2 separate regions of the Homo sapiens genome follow, and region 2 is linked to region 1. Evidence: read pairs that join two places in POLR2A ChIA-PET (ENCODE). Cell type or tissue: Caco-2. All regions are shown on one strand. Links, peaks and the distances in the headings refer to the core of each region. The heading gives the core; the rest is flanking DNA. Region 1 overlaps TRPM7 (transient receptor potential cation channel subfamily M member 7). Region 2 overlaps SPPL2A (signal peptide peptidase like 2A).

What was found. Peaks named below come from ENCODE experiments on the same cell type or tissue, not always from the same donor. Only the 100,000 strongest peaks of a DNase experiment are listed, where the experiment ranks them.
Region 2: POLR2A ChIA-PET joins it to region 1 with 6 read pairs; 3 of 35 experiments call an interaction of 5 or more read pairs at or near these places.

What each region holds. Positions count from the first base shown.
Region 1 is chr15:50,650,801-50,662,104 of GRCh38, forward strand. TRPM7 (transient receptor potential cation channel subfamily M member 7) reads right to left here. Exons shown (of 39, transcript NM_017672.6): 3 at 6,981-7,019. LOC128092252 reads right to left here. Exons shown (of 4, transcript NM_001414947.1): 3 at 6,981-7,019. Among named protein-coding and RNA genes, the nearest start is that of TRPM7, 30 kb to the right of the region's middle. In Caco-2, for the core only: no CTCF peak of the experiment used is centred there; a DNase peak (open chromatin) is centred at 4,981.
Region 2 is chr15:50,712,037-50,723,340 of GRCh38, forward strand. It overlaps SPPL2A (signal peptide peptidase like 2A), which reads right to left. Exons shown (of 15, transcript NM_032802.4): 13 at 10,088-10,165; 14 at 7,904-8,064. Among named protein-coding and RNA genes, the nearest start is that of TRPM7, 31 kb to the left of the region's middle. RefSeq lists an enhancer at 6,707-6,851 and a cis regulatory region at 6,772-6,785. In Caco-2, for the core only: no CTCF peak of the experiment used is centred there; a DNase peak (open chromatin) is centred at 6,865.

The DNA of each region.
Region 1 (11,304 bases), core at 2,599-7,598:
GCATGCTATAGCAAGTCTAAAACTCGCTAGTGGAATACAACAAATGCCAGTAACCAAAAACATAAAATTCACTATTGTCAGCATGCATGAAAAATTCCCAGACATTGGCCGGGCGTGGTAGCTCACACATGTAATCCTAGTATTTTTGAAAATGGAGACCGGCAGTTTGCTTGAGCCCAGGAGTTTAGACCAGCCCGGGCAACATGGTGAACCCCATCTCTACAAAACATACAAACGTTAGTCGGGCGTGGTGATGCACGCCTGTAGTCCAAGCTACTTGGGAAGCTGAGATGGGAGGACTGCTTGAGCCCAGGAGGCAGAGGTTGCAGTCAACTGATATGGTGCCACTGCACTCCAGCCTGGGTGACACAGAGAGACCCTGTCTCAAAAAAGTAAATAAATAAAAATTTCAAAGAATACTGAGGCATGCAAAGAAGCAGAAAACTATCAATAAAATAAAATCACTAAATGAAGACCAGAAAAGAACGAGATGATGGAATTATCAGAAAATGACACAAAAACAAGTATTATAAATGAGCTCCAACTATTAAGACCATGCTTGACGCCGGGTGTGGTGGCTCACGCCTGTAATCCCAGCACTTTGGGAAGCCGAGGCGGGTGGATCACGAGGTCAGGAGATCGAGACCATCCTGGCTAACACAGTGAAACCCCGTCTGTAATAAAAATAAAAAAAATTTAAAGAAAGACCATGCTTGTTGGGCACGGTGGCTCATGCCTATAATCCCAGCACTTTGGGAGGCCGAGGCAGGTGGATTGCTTAAGCCCAGGAATTCAATATTAGCCTGGCAACATAGTAAGACTCTGTCTCTAAACGAAAAAATTAAAGAAAAAATTAAAGAAAAGAAGACTGTGGGAAAAGAATATGAGCATGATGAAGACCAACATGGTGAAACCCCATCTCTACTAAAAATATAAAAAATAAGCTGGGCGTCGTGGCAGTCGCCTGTAATCCCAGCTACTCGGGAGGCTGAGGCAGAATTACTTGAACCCAGGAGGTGGGGGTTGCAGTGAGCTGAGATCGCGCCACTGCACATCCAGCCTGGCGACGGAGCAAGATTCCTTCTCAAAATAAATAAATACAATAAATAAATAAAATAATAATTTTCTAAATAAAGGTTTTAAAAATTTCATTTAAAAAATAACCTAAACTTCTACCTTAAAAACTAAAAATAACAGCAAATTAAACTCAAAGTAAGCAGAAGAAAAGATATGATAAAGAAAACAGAATGGGCCGGGTGCGGTGGCTCATGCCTGTAATCCCAGCACTTCAGGGGGCCGAGGCGGGTGGACCACTTGAGGTCAGGAGTTCGAGACCAGCCTGGCCAACATGGTGAAATCCTGTCTCTACTAAAAATACAAAACTTCACCGGGTGTGGTGGTGGGCGCCTGTAATGCCAGCTTCTGAGGAGGCTGAGGCATGAAAATTGCTTGAACCTGGGAGGCGGAGATTGCAGTGAGCCAAGATCATGCCACTGCACTGCAGCCTGGCTGAGTGAGACTCCATCTCAAAAAAAAAAAAAAAAAAAAAAAAAAAGAACACAATGAAACAGAAAAGAGAAAAATCGTGGGGGAAAGCAAGAAAACAAAAAGCTTGTCATTGAAAAGATAAATAAAATTGATAAACTGAAGTCAGAATAATGAGAAAAACTGAACAGGAAAATAAATCAACACTCCAGCCTGGACAATACAGCAAGACTCTGTCTCAAAAAAAAAAAAAAAAATCATTAATACACCTTTCCACAAAGAAAATTCAAAGCCAGATGCCTTCACTGGTGAATTTCATCAAACATTTAGGAGGAAATATAAATTCTACATACGTTCTTCCAAAAAAATCGTTTAAGTGGGTACATTTCCCAATTCATTTCATGAGGTGAGACTCATTCTGCTTTGGAAAAAAACAAAAACAAAATAAAACCAGCCCGTAATTCCAGCTACTTAGGAGGCTGAGGTGGGAAGACTGCTTGAGGACAGGAGTTCTAGATCAGCTTGGGTAACAAAAGGAACTCCATCTCAAAAAAAGAAAAAAAGGCAAAGCATTAGCATTACAAGAAAAGACTAGGCCGGGCACACTGGCTCGTGCCTGTAATCCCAGCACTTTGAGAGGCCAAAGTGGAAGGATCACTTGAGCTCAGGAGTCAAGACCAGCCTGACAACATGGCAAAACTCCTTCTCTACAAAAATTAGCCAGGCATGGTGGCATGCACCTGTGGTCACAGTTACTTGGGAAGCTAAAGGGAAAAGATCACCTGAGCCCGGGAGGTCAAGTCTGCAGTGACTGTGACACTGCACTCCAGTCTGGGCCACAGAGTGAGACCCTGTTTCCCCACTCCCCCCAAAAAGAAAAAAGAAACGGACGTGGTGGCTCACACCTGCAATCCCAGCTCTTAAGGAGGCATAAGTGGGAGCATAGCTTGAGCCGAGGACTTCAAAACTTGCCTTGGCAATATAGTGAGACCCCGTTCTCCACAAAAAGGAAAACAAGCATTGGACAAAACTGAATGTCTGTTCATTATAAGCACTGTCAGCAAACTAGGAAAGGAGGAAACTTCCTCAACAGATAACATAATACTTATTAAATCTTATCAAGAGTACCACTACATGCTAAGTCTTGTGATTCATTCTAGCTAATCATGGAATCTAGGTGTGGTCTCGGAGATTCCTGACATAAATGTGAACAAAATATATGAGATAACTGTTTCAGGCATTAAACAAGAAGAAACACGAAGCTGTGATCCTTGAAATGAGGGAAACACATGAGGTAAACCCCCATGACTGCACCAGCTTGGGGGCAATTTCTCAATCATAGAGATGACACCTAGGCAGAAAACAGTAGACACTGGGCCAAGCAAGGAAGTAGAGAACAGAATTCTAGGCTGTTGAAACAGTTGGAATTTGTAGCAGAGTTACCAGAGAAAAGGGAGCTATAAAGACAAGAAGGAAAAAAATCTCACATGGGGATTCACCATGGGTCTTTGGCCATGGTCTAAGGTGTATCTGTGAGAGATTCTGTGATGCCTAGCAGTAATCACTTGCTGTGTGTGGGTCTGTGAACGGGGTCCTAAAGGTCTGGAAGACATAGCAGTTTTAGTTCAGCGTGAAAAGACATCACTGAACCCCCTGAACACTCAATTGAGAACACAAAAAAGCTATACCTTAAGAGGAAGGTCCACATCCTAGGACTAAGTTCAAAATAGAAGTAGAACTGCCCTAACAAAGAAGAAAATCAAACCTGAATGGACAAAAGAATCTATCAAAAATTAATTTAATCACCTGTCAGAAAGAAACTGAACACTCCTTACAGGAAAATTATTTACTCCAGAACAACAATATATGATAAAAAATTATTGGCCGGGTGCAGTGACTCACACCATCCCAGCACTTTGGGAGGCCAAGGCGGGCGGATCACCTGAGGTCAGGAGTTCCAGACCAGTCTGGCCAACATAGTGAAACCCCATCTCTACTAAAAATATAAAAAATTAGCTGGGCGTGGTGGTGTGCGCCTGTAATCCCAGCTACTCGGGAGGCTAAGGCAGGAGAATTGCTTGAACCCGGGAGGCAGAGGGTGCAGTGAGCTGAGATTGCAGCACTGCACTCCAGCCTGGGCAACAGAACAAGACACCATCTCAAAAAAATAAAAAAATACTAGACATATAAAAAAGATGAAGGAAAAAAAGCAGTCACCAGAAACAGACCCTAAATGATGCAAATGTTGGAATCAGTAGACAAAGACTCTAATGCAGGTATTATAAATATGCTGAAGGGCATACAGGAATAGACAGTCATAATGAGAGTGCACATGGTGCATCTCAGCAGTAAAATGGAAACTATAACAAAGAATCAAATAGCAATCCTAGCACTGAAAAATGTAATGTATGAAATGAAAATTCACTGGATGGGCTGGGCGCAGTGGCTCACGCCTGTAATCCCAGCACTTTGGGATTACAGGCGGGCAGATCACAAGGTCAGGAGATCAAGACCATCCTGGCTAATAAGGTGAAACCCCATCTCTACTAAAAAAAACCACAAAAAACTACCCGGGTGTGGCAGCAGGCACCTGTAGTCCCAGCTACTCGGGAGGCTGAGGCAGGAGAATGGCATGAACCCAGGATGCAGAGCTTGCAGTGAGCTGAGACTGCGCCACTGCACTCCAGCGTGGGCGACAGAGTGACACTCCGTCTCAAAAAAAAAAAAAAAAAGAAAAGAAAATTCACTGGATGGACAAAACAGCAAAATGGAGAATGTAGAAATAAGAGTGAACCTGAAGACATCAATAGAAATTATTCAATACATCAGATAAAGAAAAAAAAGTTAATTAAAAAAAAAAAACTTCCTGGCCAAATGCAGTGGCTCACGCCTGTAATCCCAGCACTTTGGGTGGCCAAGGCGGGCGAATCACGAGGTCAGGAGTTCAAGACCACCCTGACCATCAAGGTAAAATCCCATCTCTACTAATAATACAAAATGAGCCAGGCATGGTGGCATGCGTCTGTAATCCCAGCTACTCAGATGGCTGAGGCAGGAGAATTGCTTGAACCTGGGAGGCAGAGGTTGCAGTAAGCCAAGATCGCACCACTGCACTCCAGCCTGGACAACAGACCAAGACTCCATCTCAAAGGAAAAAAAAAACAAAAAAACAAAAAACCTTCTCAATCAGGTAAAAAATTTGAACGTGCAAATATTTACGCAAGCAGAATAAGTACAAAGAGAATCACTCTCAGGCATATTATAGACATGCTGCTGAAAACCAAAGGAATAGAAAAAAAAAATATTTAAAGTAGCTAGAGAAGAAAAAGACCCATTCCACACAGGAAGACAACTACTGTATTACAGCTGCCTTCTCATTAGAAACAAAAGCTACAAGATAAAATAATGACACCTTTAAAGTGCTGCAATGGGCTGGGCGCAACAGCTCACGCCTGGAATTCCAGCACTTTGGGAGGCCAAGGCAGGCAGATCACAAGGTCAGGAGACCAGCCCAGCCACCATGGTGAAACCCCATCTATACTAAAAGTACGAAAATTAGCCAGGCATGGTGGTGTGTGCCTGTAATCCCAGCTTCTGGGGAGGCTGAGGCAGGAGAATCACTTGAACCTGGGAGGCAAAGGTTGCTGTGAGCTGAGATCGCACCACTGTATGCCATCTAGCCTGGGCAACAGGGCAAGACTCCATCTCAAAAAAAGAAAAAAACAAAAAAAAAAAACCCCTGCTGCAATAAAATAACACAACCCAGAATTCTATATCCAGTGAAAACATTCTTCAAACATGAAAATAAAAGAAATATATTTTCAGATAGACCAAACTGAGAAAATTCATGTTCAGTTCAGTGTAGCTGCACTATATGAAATGCTAAATAAAAGAAACTCTTTGGCATCGTCAAACAAGAGACACCAGATGGAACCTCACCATCTATAAGAAGAAATGAAAAGGACTGGAGATGGTTAAGTACAGGGGCAAATATGAAAGACTGTCAGGTCTTTTTGTTTGTTTTTTTTTCTGGAGACAGGGTCTTGCTCTGTTGCCCAGGCAGGAGTGCAGTGGTGTGATCAGGGCTTATTGCAGCCTCAACTTCCCAGGCCCAAACGATCCTCCCGGCTCCAATGATGTTCCTGCTTCAGCCTCTTAAGTAGCTGGGACTACAGGTACATGATACCATGCCAAGATTTTTGTGTGTGGTTTTCTTTTTTTTTTTTTTTTGGTAGACACAGGGTCTCACTATGCTACCCGGGCTGGTCTCAAACTCCTAGGCTCAAACCATCCTCCTGCCTCAACCTCCCCAAGTGCTGGGATTACAGGCGCGAACCATCACATCCAGCCTGTCAGGTTTTTTGTTTTTGTTTTTACAGACTTCCTTGAAAAACTCTTCAATATATCTAAAATAAACCCATTCTATGTACTTTTATTCCTAGCCTACCACCCAGAGACCTTCTCTTCTTCCTCTTATACTTCCTCATCAGACCCTAAAGCATATTACAATTTACTCAGTTGCCTAAGAAGGAAATGTAGTTACCATGCTCAAATCTTCCCTTTTCTTCACATTCACCAAATCCTATTGCATTTATCTCATTAAGCCCTTCAAATATGCCTACTTCTCTTCATTGTCAAAAACATCTTACTTCAGGTTCTCATCTTTTTGCCAGAGTCACTCTAAAACTTTAGCAACTGGTCTATTTTCTTCCAATCCAATCTAAAAATGCAAACTGCTCTTACAAAAAATAAAATCAGCCGGGCCTGGTGGCTCACACCTGTAATCCTAGCACTTTGGGAGGCCGAGGCGGGTGGATCACCTGAGGTCAGGAATTCAAGACCAGCCTGGCCAACATGGTGAAACCCCATTTCTACTAAGAATACAAAAATTAGCCGGGCATGGTGGCGCATGCCTGTAATCCCAGCTACTCGGGAGGCTGAGGCAGGAGAATTGCTTGAACCCATGAGACAGAGGTTGCAGTGAGCCGAGATTGTGCCACTGCACTCCAGCCTGGGTAACAGAGCAAGACTCCGTCTCAAAATAATAATAATACTAATATAGCATGTTATTAATTGCCTGTACAATATCCTTTTAACATGAAATCAAAAGCATGTGCAACAAAAAGCCTTGTAGAGTAACTGAAACTCTCATTTTTCCAGGCCCAAATCTCTCAAATCTCCATCTTACATTCTGCAGTTTCCTGACAGAACCATGATGTCTTTCACTATCAGGCCTTCCCATACACTGCTCTCGCTGCCTAAAATTCCTGTCCTTCAACTTCTGCTCAACAGACACAACTTTACAACTCTTCTTAGGTAGCTTCACCTGAGTTTCAAACAGCCTTGACTGACCCTTCACCTTCCAAGTCTAGGTAAAGTACCCATCAAATATAATAGCATGTGAGTTTCATGCCACTGTGTTCTAACTCATATTTCTAATAGATTAGTTTTATTTATTTTCCGAAATTTGTGCGGTATAGTTATGTTAAACTTACCTGACGAGTTGCTGACAAATTTGACATCCTGGAAGGCATCTATTGAACACAAAAAGGTAAATAAATTATTTCAGGTGAAAAACTTTCTGATTTTAAAGTATATAAAATACATAAAATACAAAACAAAAAAAATTATATACCTAGTTTAATTTTTCAGTAGATATTATAGTTCACGTATACCTTGATTTATAATTCAAATAACTATTTTTTAACTGACAGTCTCAATTTTTTTTTTTTTTTTTGAGACAGAGTCTCGCTCTGTTGCCCAGGCTGGAGTCCAATGGCGCAATCTCAGCTCACTGCAAGCTCCGCCTCCCGGGTTCACACCACTCTCCTGCCTCAGCCTCCCAAGTAGCTGGGACTACAGGCTCCTGCCACCATGCCCGGCTAATTTTTTTGCATTTTTACTAGAGATGGGATTTCACTGTGTTAGCCAGGATGGTCTCGATCTCCTGACCTTGTGATCCACCTGCCTCGGCCTCCCAAAGTGCTAGGATTACAGGTGTGAGCCACCGCGCCTGGCAGACAGTCCACACCTATAATTGCAACACTCTGGGAGGCACAGGTGAATTGCTTGAGTCCAGGAGTTTAAGATCAGCCTGGGCAACAAAGCGAAACTCCGTCTCTACAAAAAAAAAAATTAGCTAGGGGTAGTGGTGCAGGCCTATAGTCCTAGCTACTAGGGAGGCTGAGGTGGGAGGATTCCTTGAGCATGGGAGGTCGAGGCTAAAGTGAGCCATGATCATGCCCCACTGCACTCCAGCCTGGGCGAAAGAGCGAGAAACTGTCTCAAAAAAAAAAAAAAAGACATTATCTTGGCAAGAATACAGAGAGAGTCTGGTATCTGTGGGTGAGAGTATATATTTATATAATCCCTATGGAAGGCCACTTGGCAATACCCATCAAAATAAAAAACGTTGACTCTCACACACTAATTCCAGTTCTAAAAGCATAGGCTAAAACACATCTGTAGTATACGTATAAAATGAAAATTGTACAAGGTCGTTGACTGCAGAATTTTTTTCCTAACAGCCAAAAGAAAGTGAAAATAGCTAAAATGTTCAATAAGAGATTACTAAAACAAATTACAATTCAGACATAATTAAATAGGCTGCAACAATTAAGAACAAACTAGTGGCCAGGCGCAGTGGCTCACGCCTGTAATGCCAGCACTTTGGGAGGCTGAGGCGGGAGGATCACGAGGTCAGGAGATCAAGACCATCCTGGCTAACGCAGTGAAACCCCGTCTCTACTAAAAATACAAAAAATTAGCCAGATGTGGTGGCACACGCCTGTAATTCCAGCTACTCGGGAGGCTGAGGAAAGAGAATGGCCTGAACCCAGGAGGCAGAGCTTGCAGTGAGACTACGCCACTGCACACCAGCCTGGATGACAGAGCGAGACTCCGTCTCAAAAAAAAAAAAAAAGAAAGAACAAACTAGTGATCGCCAAGATAAGTTACAGTCACAGTGGGCTACACTATATATTTTAAAGGGGGAAGGGGGATAATCATCTGCTTGGACATACAAAGACTATATCTAACTTTCTGGAAGACATTCCAAGGAATGGATAACATCAGATTTTTTATTAGCAAGGTAAACTTATAGCTAAAGCACAGTACTGGAAAGGAGACTTTCACTTACAGCATTTGGTACCTTTTAAGTTATGAACCAAGTGTCAATTACCTATTCATATAAAATTAAGAGTTCAACTACTGTAGAAAGAAGTGACGAGCTAACTGTAAATTATGTCTCTCATGAATGGTTAAAGGTGGGGATACTTAGTAACAGCTTTGGATTTCTTTAATACCTTGAGTGCTTTTATTATTTCTATTGCAAAGTGGAATTAATAAAACTATAGAAAATAAACTCCTTAATGATAAAATCTATTTTTTCTTTTTTTTTTGAGATGGAGTCTCACTCTGTCACTGAGGCTGGAGTGCAGTGGCACCTTGTCAGCTCACTGCAACCTCCGTCTCCTGGATTCAAGCAACTCTCCTGCCTCAGCCTCCCAAGTAGCTGGGATTACAAGTGCCCACCACCACGCCCAGCTAGTTTTTATATTTTTAGTAGAGACGCGGTTTCACCATGTTGGCCAGGCTGGTCTCGAACTCCTGACCTCAGGTGATCCACCTACAGCCTCCCAAAGTGCTGGGATTACAGGCGTGAGCCACCACACCCGACCAACAAAATCTATTTTTTTAATAAAGCAAAACATCAATTTCTCCGGAAGAAAAATGGTATTTTATTTTAGAACTGGCACACTGAACTAAGGAGGCTTAAATACTAATCCCATCTTTATGAATAGCCATGTGACTTGGGAAATGTCATTTATCCTCTTGTTGAGAAATGTGATACGATGTTGTAATAAAACATATCTTTAACAAGTAGTAAGAAATCAGAATAAATCATAGACTCTAATGATTGGAAGAGATGTTAAGGTTATCTATTTTAATGATCCAAAAAGAACTAATCAAAAACATTTACAGAATGTATTAAAAAATTGAGGGATATTTAAAAAACATAAAATATTTTCTCAATAATAAATAAATCCAAATTTAAAATATATACTATTATAATTACTGTCAACTAAAAATAAATAAATGTATACCAGGCACGGTGACTCACTTTGGGAGGCTGAGGCGGGCAGATTATCTGAGGTCAGGAGCTCGAGACCAGCCTGACCAACATGGTGAAACCCCTGTCTCTACTAAAAATAAAAAAAATTAAGTGGGCGTGGTAGCGCATGCCTATAGTCCCAGCTACTCAGGTAGCTGAGGCATGAGAATCGCTTGAACCCGGAAGGCAGACTTTGCTCACCTCAGTCTCCCAAAGTGCTGGAATTACAGGCATGAGCCACCATGCCCAGCCTAAAAATATATACATACTATTTTCTACTTATCACGTTTTCTTGATGGTGATGGAAAATGTTACTCCAGTCATTACTCAGTAAAGGAGACAATCTCATTCACTACTGGGTGATCATTTATATTCCTTTAATACTTTTCAAAAGATTCTGGCATTACATAACCTAAGGGGGGAAAATCTTAAATATAAAAAAGGTTTTATCCACAAAGATCTTCATTGTGGCCTAATTAAATTTTAAATGGCTAAAAATCGAAAACAACTAAATTGACCAATAGTAGAACAGGTATATAAATTGTGGTATACACAATAACAGAATATTAACTACCATTCCTTTTTTTTTTTTTTGAGACAGAGTTTCACTCTTGTTACCCAGGCTGGAGTGCAGCAGTGTGGATCTCAGCTCACTACAACCTCTGCCTTCCAGTGTCAAGCAATTCTCCTGCCTTAGCCTCCCAAGTAGCTGGGATGACAGGTGCCCACTACCACGTCTGGCTAATTTTTGTATTTTTAGTAGAGACAGTGTTTCACCATGTTGGCCAGGCTGGTCTCGAACTCCTGACCTCGTGATCCGCCCACCTCAGCCTCCCAAAGTGCTGGGATTACAGGTGTCAGCCACCGCACCAGGCCTATTAACTACCATTCTTATAAAATATCTGTAGTATGAAAAGCAGGTACATTTTGCATATAGACTGAATGTAGCACTACTTTAAAACAAAAGCAATACACTGAGAAAAAGTTAAAAATAAAGCCACCAAATGTTATTAATAATGACAGTCTTAATGTATTGAAACTCTACGTATTGCTTCAACTTTGTTTCTCAAAAGTTTTTTAAATGTATCATATACATTACACTTTCAATGGAAATGTGTTTGTTGTGAGAGATCCGTTCAAAGTTAAGAATTTTTTAAAATGTTAAAATAAAGAGAAATTTTTGGAAATGCTATTCAACAAATATTTACTACATATCCACTATAAACAAGAATAGTGACATATTCTATAATATAAAGAGATATCAGTTAGTAAAAACTGTCTATTTAGCTATGTTTTTCTAAGAGTTATATATCTAACAGAAATGAAAGTTGCAGAGAAGGTAAATGGGTAGAGAACACAGTGTGACAGGAGACGGAAAAGGAAGGAAGATTCAAAAATCTTGCAAATACTTTTGTCAATTAATTTTCATTTTTTCTAAGTGCCCATGAAGAAAAGTGCTCTATAGGTTAGGAAATAACTATATCTTAGATTTCCTTAAGTTTTTTTCTATCTTTAGGCCTCAGAAAAAAGAAAAATTTGCTGGGTGCGGTGGCTCACACCTGTAATCCCAGCACTCTGAGAGGCCAAGGCAGGCAGATGACCTCAGGTCAGGGGTTCAAGACCAGCCTGGCCAACATAGTAAAACCCTGTTTCTACTAAAAATACAAAAACTAGGGCTGGGCGCGGTGGCTCACGCCTGTAATCCC
Region 2 (11,304 bases), core at 4,264-9,263, 63 kb after region 1:
AGTAACTAAAGGCCAGTGGATGAAGGATTGAGCATTAGAGGTGCACTGCATAAAGACTTTCAATAACATTACCTGAGAATTTACAGCATAAAGACTACTGTCATAAGCATTGTGGATTCCTAATACGTAACAGCTAATACTTAGTGAGGGAGGCATATATAAATACCTGCACTGCAGGGCAGATGTTAGTAAGTATTTAAAGTACAAAGTCTAAAAAATTACGGTGAAAGGTAAATGTGATTTTAATTGGAGCGCCTACTTCCTTCTAATTTCTTAGAGATCTGCTTGGAGAAGGCAGAATTTAAGTTGGGAGTTAAATAGGGATATTCTGGAAATAGAAACTGACAAAGCTTAGGAGATGATGGAGGTTGGGAGAGAGAAGCAAATGATTATTATTACACTGTTAGCCTAAGAGATGAGCCAGAGCTGACCCTCAGGCCCATCTCACAGTGGAACCATATCAAGTCTCCCTCTGTCTCACCAGGCATGTAAAAGCTCCCCATTCTATTTCAGAAGTCTCTGCCTAGCCTTAACAGATTTCAACATCCACCTGCCTCACACCAAGCCTTAAGCTAACCCACCACTATGGATTTCCTTCCTTCCTTTCCTTCCTTTCCTCCCTTCCTCCCTCCCTCCCCCCCCCTTTTTTTTTTTTTTTCTCGAGGCGGAGTCTTGCTCTGTCACCCAGGCTGGAGTGCAGTGATGCGATCTCGATCTCGGCTCACTTCAACCTCTGCCTCCCAGGTTCAAGCAATTCTCCTGCCTCAGCCTCCCAAACAGCTGGGATTACAGGCGCCTGCCACCACACCTGGCTAATTTTTGTATTTTTAATAGAGACAGAAGTTTCACCATGTTGGTCAGGCTGTCTCAAACTCCTGACCTCGTGATCTGCCCGCCTTGGCCTCCCAAAGTGCTGGGATTACAGGCATGAGCCATCATGTCCGGCCCCACTATGGATTTCTTATTCCCCTACCTCCCTGTAGATCCAATCTCATTTTATGGATGAGGAGACAGTCTTCAGAGATTAAGTTATTCGTCAGAACTGATGTCAAAGGCCACAATACACTGTCTCCCACAAATGACAACATTCAAGGTAAGCTAATTTTGATTTTAAATGTTGGACATAAACAATGAGAGATTTTCTTTTTAAAAGGGAAATAATTTTGTAAAGGCATTATATTACATAACTTTCAAAAATGCTAGTTTTCTGAAAAAATACTCTTTCCTGAGTATTTTTTTTTTTTTTTTGAGATAGAGTCTTGCTGTCGCCCAGGCTAGAGTGCAGTGGCACAATCTCGACTCACTGCAAGCTCCGCCTCCCAGGTTCAAGCAATTCTCCTGTCTCAGCCTTCCGAGTAGCTGGGACTACAGGCGCCTGCCACCATGCCCAGCTAATTTTTGTATTTTTAGTAGAGACAGGGTTTTACCATATTGGTCAGACTAGTCTCGAACTCCTGACCTCAGGTGATCCACCCACCTCAGCCTCCCAAAGTGCTGGGATTACAGGAGTGAGCCACCGCGCCCAGCATTTCCTGAGTATTTTTTTTTTAACATCCTGCAAGTTGCCTAAAATTTGAGCAAATGTCCCTTCCCATATTTCAACATTTTGTGCATAATGAGAAAAATGACTGAGTCTAAACATAATTTTTTCTCTGCAGCTTGTGATAGCTCAGAATTTGTTCTTTTACGAGTAAGTTAAAGGAAGCAGATTTAACAAAAACCCAAAGTTTTCATATCCAGACCAGGAAAATGAAAATTTAGTCAATGAGTCGAGAAATAACCAAACCAACAAACAACAAAACAAAAAATCCTCACTCCTACAAATAATGATAGCAAATAAATTCACAGCACCTATAAGCAATCTGTAGATATTAACATATTTATTACAGCAACCCTCTGAAATAGGTTGTTATCCCATTTTACTATGTAGAAAAACTGAGGCACCAAGAAGCTAAGCAACTTGCCCAAGGCTACACAGCTAATAATTAACAAAATTAGAATTCAAATTTAGGCAGCCTGGTACTAGACTCTATGCTCTTTACTTCTATGGGTTATTTTGTATTCTGAATGTCTTTACCTAATACAATTACGATACTACACTAGAAAGTGAGAATTTTATTAACAAAGTTGGCCTATGTTTTTATACGCTTTTAAACAGATTTTCCTACAATCAAATGCCTTACTTAGCTACTATGTTATATGGTAAAGCTCCTGATGTCTGCCCTCCTGGGGCTATTATTACTTAGTGACTAGCAACAGTGTTCTTTCCCTTTGTAGGTAGCTGCTGTGAAGCAGAGGCAAATTTTTTTCTCAGGCCAGGAATGGTGGCTCACGCCTATAATCCCAGCACTTTGGGAGGCCGAGGTTGGTGGATCATCGAGGGTCAGGAGTTTGAGACTAGCCTGACCAACATAGTGAAACCCCATCTCTACTAAAAATACAAAATTAGCTGGGCATGGTGGCGCATGCTTTTAATACCAGCTACTTGGGAGGCTGAGGCAGGAGAATCGCTTGAACCCTGGAGGTGGAGGTTGCAATGAGCAAAGATAGTATCATCGCACTCCAGCCTGGGCAATAAGAGTGAAACTCCATCTCAAAAAAAAAAAAAAAAATTTTTTTTCTTGGCCGGGCACGGTGGCTCATGCCTGTAATCCCAGCACTTTGGGAGGCCAAGGCAGGTGGGTTCACCTGAGGTCAGAAGTTCAGGACCAGCCTGGCTAACATGGCGAAATACTGTCTCTAGTGAAAATACAAAAATTATCCAGGGATGGTGGTGCATGCCTATAATCCCAGCTACTTGAGAGGCTGAGGCAGGAGAATCGCTTAAACCTAGGAGGTGGAGGTTGCAGTAAGCCAAGATTGTGCCACTGTACTCCAGCCTGGGTGATAGAGCAAATTCCGCCACCCCTCCCCGCCCAAAAAATTTTTCTCAAGATCATGATTTTTAAGAAGTTTTTTTTGGTGTTTTTTTTTGTTTAGACTGTGTCACTCTGTTGCCCAGGATGGAGTGCAGTGGTACAATCTTGGCTCACTGCAATTTCTGCCTCCCAGGTTCAAAAGATTCTCCTGCCTCAGCCTCCTGAGTAGCTGGGGATTACAAGTGTGTGCCATCATGCCAGGCTACTTTTTTCTTGTATTTTTAGTAGAGATGCGGTTTCATCATGTTGCCCAGGCTGGTCTCGAACTCCTGATCTCAAGTGATCTACTAGCCTTGGCCTCTCAATGTGCTGGGATTACAGGTGTGAGCCACCGCTCCCGGCCTAAGAATGAAACTTGGATGGTCCAGGGCAAAGCATTTGTTCACTGGGAATACAAATGTAGCCCTTGGTTGAAATCTTTCCTTAACTACAATCCTGTGTCAGTAACAATTATGGAAAAAGAAGGAGGAAAGGTGCTAGAATCAACCAGAGGAAAAAATGTGCTGTAGAATATTTCCAAAGAAATGCAATGTTAATAACTTTATGTATACAACAACTCTAAATATTCAACTATTTCCAGTATGAGTTAGCACAAAAAGATATGGAAGCTACAAAGAAAGAAACTGTTTACAGTAGCTGCCCGTTAAGGGTGGGGGTGGGGGAAGAATGGTTAGAAAAAGGACTCCCATTTTTACTTTAGACACTTTTGTATTGCTTATTTTAAAAACACAAATATGCACTAATTTGTAATTAAGATACAAAAAAGAAAAATTACTAAAATGCAATCAGTAAAGGTCTATGTAAAAATTTTAGTAAATTAACTACCAATAATATTAACCTACAAGACATTAAAATAGAACAAAGAAGACTAGAATTACTATAATGAACATCTTTTCACATCATTTTTGCCCAAATTTTTAATCATTTTCTGAAAATACCTTAAGAGAAATTACTGGGTCAAAGTAAATAACAAAGTATGATATATGCATATAAGGAAATATTATATAGCCATTAAAATAATTTTATAAGGAATTTAAAATAAAATATAAAATGCACTGAAAAAGAAAGAGAACTATTTATAGTATCATTCACTCGTCTATCCATTTATCCAGAGAAGGCACAGAAGGAAATTCACTTAAACCTTAACTATCTCTAGGTAGTAGGATTATGGGCGGACTTAATTTTCCTCTTGTATTTTTAAAAAATATTTTCCAAATTTTCTATAATCACATATTTTTATTTTTATTTATTTATTTTTGAGACGGAGTCTTGCTCTATCACTCAGGCTGGAGTGCAATGGCGCAATCTCAGCTCACTACAACCTCCACCTCCCAGGTTCAAGCACTTCTTCCGCCTCAGCCTCCCAAGTAGCTGGGATTACAAGTATGTGCCACCATGCCCAGCTAATTTTTGCATTTTTAGTAGAGATGAGGTTTTGTCATGTTGGCCAGGCTGGTCTCAAACTCCTGACCCCAGGTGATCTGCCCGCCTCAGCCTCCCAAACTGCTGGGATTACAGGCGTGAGCCACTGCACCTAGCCTATAAGCATATATTTTTAATAATAAAATACTTTAAAAGCTGTATGAAAGGGAAATGAATTTTTTATAAGTAAAAATAAATTCTGACAATGAAAATAACAAGAAACATAATTCTGTAAGACAGCACATGTGCTCTCACTAACAATCCTAAATTTCAATTCTAAACTAAACAAAGATTTAATGTCAACTCACAATAAAATTTCCTGATGTTGCTTGTCTTCTTTGTCCTGATTTACAGTTAATCAGATAAGTACCCCTAATAATAGAAATCTCTTGCTCACAGGCCTGTCCTGAGTCTTTTCTTCTGCCTCTACATTCTCAACTCTTTATTCTGTATGCTAATGGTACTCCCAATTATCTATCTCTAGCCAGGTCTGTCTCTTGCACATCAGACCTATTTATTCAACTGCCTATTATTTCTCTCTTTGTGGTGATCCAATAGGTACTTCTGAAATGTTCAAGACTGAATTCATCATCATCTTCCTCAACCCTGTTGCCTTTCCTTCATCACCATCCCCCCACTCAGTTTCCCAATCCAGAAGCCCTGAACTCTACTTCTTTTCCTCCACCCATACTGACTCCATCATGAGGCCCTATTATGCCTCTAAATTTCTCTTAACTTTGTTCACGTCTTTCCATCTCACTATTTTGCTAATTTAGGCTTCTATCACTTCTTTTTTGTTTGTGTTTTTGTTTTGAGACAGGGTCTCACTCGCTCTGTTGCCCGGGCTGAGTGCAGTGGTGCAATCATGGCCCACTGAAGCCCCTATCTTCCGGACTCAAGCAATCCTCCCACCTCAGGCTCCCGAGCAGCTAGGACCAAAGGCATGTGCCACCACGCCCAGCAAATTTTTTCTTTTTTGTAGAGACAGGGTCTCACATGTTGCCCAGGCTGCTCTCAAACTCCTGGGGTCAAGTGATCCTCCTGGCTTAGCCTCCCAAAGTGCTGCAATTATCAGGATAAACAACCATGTCTGGCCTTCTATCACTTCTTATTGCAATAATTGTCCCCAGTTTTGCTCCCTTAATTTTCTAGATTTCTTAAAACCTTAAATGGTCTCCAGTGCTTAGTATAGAGTCCAAACTCTTAAATGTGGCTTATAAGATGCTACATACAAGGCTCTCACTCTTGCTTCCTTCTCCAGCTTTCATTTCCTGTAACTCCCGTAACCCTCTACTCAGCATTATAGCCATCCTAACCTTCACTGAGTTTCTAGCATGTGCCATGTTCTCTTCCCTCTGAGCCTCGGAAGACATGGTTCCTTCAACATGGAACACACAGCTCAGTCTTAAAGTCTGGACATAAATTTAATATTCTTTAGAAAGCCCTCCCCAAATCACCTAGGACTCTTTCCTGAAACCACAAGCACTGGATATCCCATCTATAGTTTTCATGGCACCTGCCGTAACTAATAGGTTTATCACACTTTATTGTTAGTGACTTTATGTCTATTCCTCACTAGACTGTAACTTTCGTTTTTTTTTTTTTTTTTTTTTGAGACGGAGTCTTGCTCTGTCCCCCAGGCTGGAGTGCAGTGGCACGATCTCGGCTCACTGCAAGCTCCGCCTCCCAGGTTCACGCCATTCTCCTGCCTCAGCCTCCCGAGTAGCTGGGACTACAAGGCACCCACCACCACACCCGGCTAATATTTTTTTTGTATTTTTTAGTGGAGATGGAGTTTCACCGTGTTAGCCAGGATGGTCTCGATCTCCTGACCTCGTGATCCTCCCGCCTCAGCCTCCCAAAGTGCTGGGATTACAGGCATGAGCCACCGCGACCGGCTAGACTGTAACTTTCAAGAGGTCATGAGAATAGGCCTCTTTCCAACTTGATCATCTTGTATCACCAATACCAAAAATAGTATCCTCTCATAGAATCACTCATAAACATTTGCTAAATGAAGAAATATAAAACCATTAAAAAATGATGTAGAGTACTTTTTGAGATGTGATTTTTAGATGTTATTAGCATAGTGTATATCATAGGATACACTTTATTTTTAAAAATCTATAAAAAACCTATGTGAGTGTCATCTTCAATAGAAAAGTTAAAAGTTACCTTACTAGTTTAGTCAAGGGCATTAGGATCATAAACTAATTCTATGTATAACAGTATAAGTTGAGACAACAGCTTTGTGATGTAGGCAAGACAGGTATTATTAGCTTAACCAAATCTCAAAGAAATGTTAAGATTTCCTCAAAAGAATTCTAAACCAGTGTTTTTTCAAATCATAGTAGTCTGTAACTTAATGTGTTAACCACCTCTCATTAAGTAACACTATAAATGACATGAAAGACCAAGCACAAGATGGACATGGACTTTGAACTGTTTATCTACTATCAGAGTTTCAGCCACCCATCCAAAGTGTCTCTCTTTTTGTTCACGTGTCAACTGACACAGAAGCATGAGGGTGGATGGAGGAGAGTGGTAGTTGTAATAGGGGAAAGCAGAGCTAACTGCCTCACAAAGTGCCTTCATGAAGGGGTCAGTGCCATGGCCCTGACCTCAATAGGCTAGGGTTTCCCAACTCTTCTTAATTTCAATGCAAACAGACTTTACTGGAATACCAAGAACATTTAGGGGGAAAAAAAAGAAAAGGCTTTAACTTTAATGAAGAAACCACTCAAGCAAAAGAGACCTTGGTATCAAGATTTTCTTTGTTTAGAAATTTTAAAGAAAGCTCAACCTTGATTCACTTAAATCTCAAATGAATGCCCTATCTAGTTTGGTTAGGCCCATTTAGATGCTGAAGAGGACACTTTTTTTTTGAGATGGAGTTTCACTCTTGTTGCCCAGGCTGGAGTGCAATGGCGTAATCTTGGCTCACTGCAACCTCTGCCTCCTGGGTTCAAGTGATTCTCCTGCCTCAGCCTCCCAAGTAGCTGGGATTACAGGCGCCTGCCACAACACCCGGCTAATTTTTTGTATTTTTAGTAGAGACGGGTTTCACCATGTTGGCCAGGCTGGTCTCGAACTCCTGTCCTCAGGTGATCCATCTGCCTCGGCCTCCCAAAGTGCTGGGATTACAGGCGTGAGCCACCGTGCCTGGCCAGAGTACACTTTTTATCTGCAAAACCTTAGGACTCTTACTACAAATAGCTAATGCTTAGTCTCAAAATTAAGTACTTATTTTAAACAACGAATTTTATCTTTCATGAAGTCTGCTTTTGTGTAGGTTTTGAAAATACATGTTGAAATGCTATTTTGTTTTCCCTGATGTCCTCTGCTGTTTTTTTTTTTGTAGTTTTGTCTTGAATCACCAGGCTTTTGGCATTAGATTGCAGGGGAGGTCACAAATGATGATTCAATAGGTGGACAGTGAGTAAGGGGGTATTACAGTACTTTTTGGTACATAAAAGCTTTGCTACATATAGGCTGTTCCCACCCAAAATCAGTCAGTAAATTAAGCCATAAGATAACTTGGTAACCAAAGTATAAGCACATACCTGATAGCTGTTACCTTTCCAGAACTTTTTCATTTCCTTACGTCTCCAGGCAACAACTGAGGCAGTAATAAGTGTGCAAGGTACTAAATAGAGGAGAGCAGGTTGCCCCTTTTTCATCAGCACCAGAACAACAAATGTAAGTATCATGCCAATAGCATAGGCTGCAAGAAGAATACCAAGCTATAAGTCATTTCTACATGTTACCAAAGGTGGGTTTTTTCCTCTGTCATTTATGTACTGGTTTTCAAACATTTCTGAGGATATTTTTGCTCTATGACTTCTTGTAATTTCATCATTTTCCTAGATAGGATTAGGAGACATCTTCTATGGAGCTTTTGAAAAATGTGGAAACTGGTTAGCATTTCAATTATTACTAACCTAACCATGTATCATTGATAAGAGATAATAATTCATGAGAGCTTCAATTATCTGTTGCTATTAAAGATGTTAAATAGTTTCATATTTTAGATAACTAAATCTGTACCAATAGGTAATATAAGTTGTTTAAAAAAAATCTTCCTAACACTGATTACATACTTCCTAAGCTTTGTTAATAAGCACATACTTTTGAACTTTTCTTTTTTTTTTTTTTTTTTCGAAATGGAGTTTTGTTCTTGTTGCCCAGGCTGGAGTGCAATGGCACGATCTCAGCTCACCGCAACCTCTGCCTCCTGGGTTCAAGCAATTCTCCTGCCTCAGCGTCCCAAGTAGCTGGGATTATAGGCATGTGCCACCACGCCTGGCTAATTTTGTATTTTTTAGCAGAGACTGGGTTTCTCCATGTTGGTCAGGCTGGTCTCAAACTCCCGACCTCAGGTGATCCACCCGCTTCAGCCTCCCGAAGTGCTGGGATTATAGGTGTGAGCACCGCGCCCGGCCTGAACTTTTCTTAATGACTCAGGGTTTTACTAGGAACATAGGATCTCAGAATATTCCCTTTATAAACAATTTAGTATAGTTTCTAATTTTAAAGATGAGGCAATGGAGGAACAGGGAGTTTAAGTTGTCCAAAGGTACACAGGAGAATTAATGAACACTCCTATAATCTGCCTTTGGATACTAATATGTTAAAGCCCTGGAGAGTACCATACTTAGTGGCCTCAAACTGCTTTTTTTGAGATGGAGCCTCGCTCAGTTGCCCAGGCTGGAGTGCAGTGGTGCAATCTTGTCTCTTGAACCCACTTCCCAGGTTCAAGCAATTTTCTTGCCTCAGCCTCCCGAGTAGCTGGGAATACAGGTGTGCACCACCATGCCCAGCTACTTTTTGTATTTTTAGTAGAGTTGAGATTTCACCATGTTGGCCAGGCTGGTCTCAAACGCCTGACCTCAAGTGATCCACTTGCCTTGGCCTCCCAAAGTGCTGGGATTACAGGCATGAGCCACCACGTCTGGCCAGCCACTGTGCCCAGCTGAGACTGCTTTTTGAATTTCTTTATACTTTTTTTCTTTTCTTCATCTTCTCCCTCACTTAGCTATTTCTTTTCTTTTTCTTCCTTTCTTTTTTTTTTTGAGACAGGGACTCAATCTTTCGCCCAGGCTATAGTGAAGTGGTACGATCATGACTTACTGCAGCCTTGACCTCTTGGGCTTAAGCGTTTCTCCCATCTCAGCCTCCTGAGTAGCTGGGACCATAGGCATGACCACCACACACAGCTAATACAAAAATAATTTTTTTTTTTTTTTTGAGGCAGAGTCTTGCTCTGTCACCAGGCTGGAGTGCAGTGGGGCAATCTTGGCTCACTGCAACCTCTGCCTCCCAGGTTCAAGTGATTCTCCTGCCTCAGCCTCCCCAGTAGCTGGGACTACAGGTGCGTGCCACCACGCCCAGCTAATTTTTTTTGTATTTTTAGTAGAGACAGGGTTTCATCATGTTGGCCAGGATGGTCTCAATCTCTTGCCCTTATGATCTGCCTGCCTCGGCCTCCCAAAGTGCTGGGCTTACAGGTGTGAGCCACTGTGCCTGGCCCTAAAACTGTTTTTTTAGAGATGGGGTCTCACTATGTTGCCCAGGCTCATCTAGAACTCCTGGGCTCAAGCAATCTGCCTGCCTTGGCCCCCAAAGTGCTAGGACTCCAGGGGTGAACCACCATGCCCAAACTGTACTCCTTCTTTATTTTTAGACCTCTGTCTTTTCCTCCAGACAATACAATTCAACATTTAATACAAAGAAAAACAAAAATTTACCAACTGTAGACGAAACATAGTATATGTAAGAAGAACCAGTCTGAACATCAAATCTTCTACAGTATGCAATCAACAGGCCTTAAAAACAAAACAAAACATTATTTTCTTAAAACAATAACAGCAATGCAAATTCAATTGTTAACAATAGTAAGTATATGTTATATTGAATCTTCATTGTTGCATTATAAGAACATTCAAGTACCTCAAATTCTTGACAAAATTTTATATGCTGATTTTAAAAATACTTAATACCATAGTTTAAACATTTCCTCAAGCTATTAAATAGTTTTTAACTATCATTTTTATCAGCTGCTCAATATTCCATGTCATGAAGAAAACTTTTTTTTTTTTGAGACGGAGTCTCGCTCTGTTGCCCAGGATGGAGTGCAGTGGCGCGATCTCGGTTCACTGCAACCTCTGCCTCCCGGGTTCAAACAATTCCCCTGCCTCAGCCTCCTGAGTAGCTGGGACTACAGGCGCGTGCCACCACACTTGGCTAATTTTTTGTATTTTAGTAGAGATGGGGTTTCATCATGTTGGTCAGGGTGGTCTCGATCTCCTGACCTCGTGATCCACTGGTCTTGGCCTCCCAAAGTCCTGGGATTACAGGCATGAGCCACCAAGCCCAGCCATGAAGAAAACTTTTAAAATTTATCATTAAAAAATATATTGAACAGACAAATGGGTTTACATCAAACTAAAAAGCTTCTGCACAGCCAAGGAAACAGTCAACAAAGTGAAGAAAACACCTGTGAAATGGGAGAAAATATTTGCAAACTATGTATCTGATAAGGGGTTAACACCTAAAATATATTAATATAAGGAACTCAAACAACTCAATAATAAGTAAACAACCCAATTAGAAAATGGGCAAAGGATTTGAGTAGCTAATTCTCAATAGAAGACACATAAATAGCCAACAGGTATATGAAAAAATTGCTCAAAATCACTAATCATCAGAAAAATGCAAATTAAAACCACAATGAGATATCGCCTTACATATGTTAGAATGGCTGTTATTAAAAAGATGAAAAGTAAGCCTTAGAGACGATGTACCAAAAGGGAACCCTGTACATTGCTTATGGGAATGTAAATTAGTGTAGCCATTATGGAAACCAGTATGGTGGTTCTTCAGAAAATTAAAATTAGAACTACCATTAGGTCTAATAATCCCACTACTGGGTATATATCCAAAGGAACTGAAATCAGTATGTCAA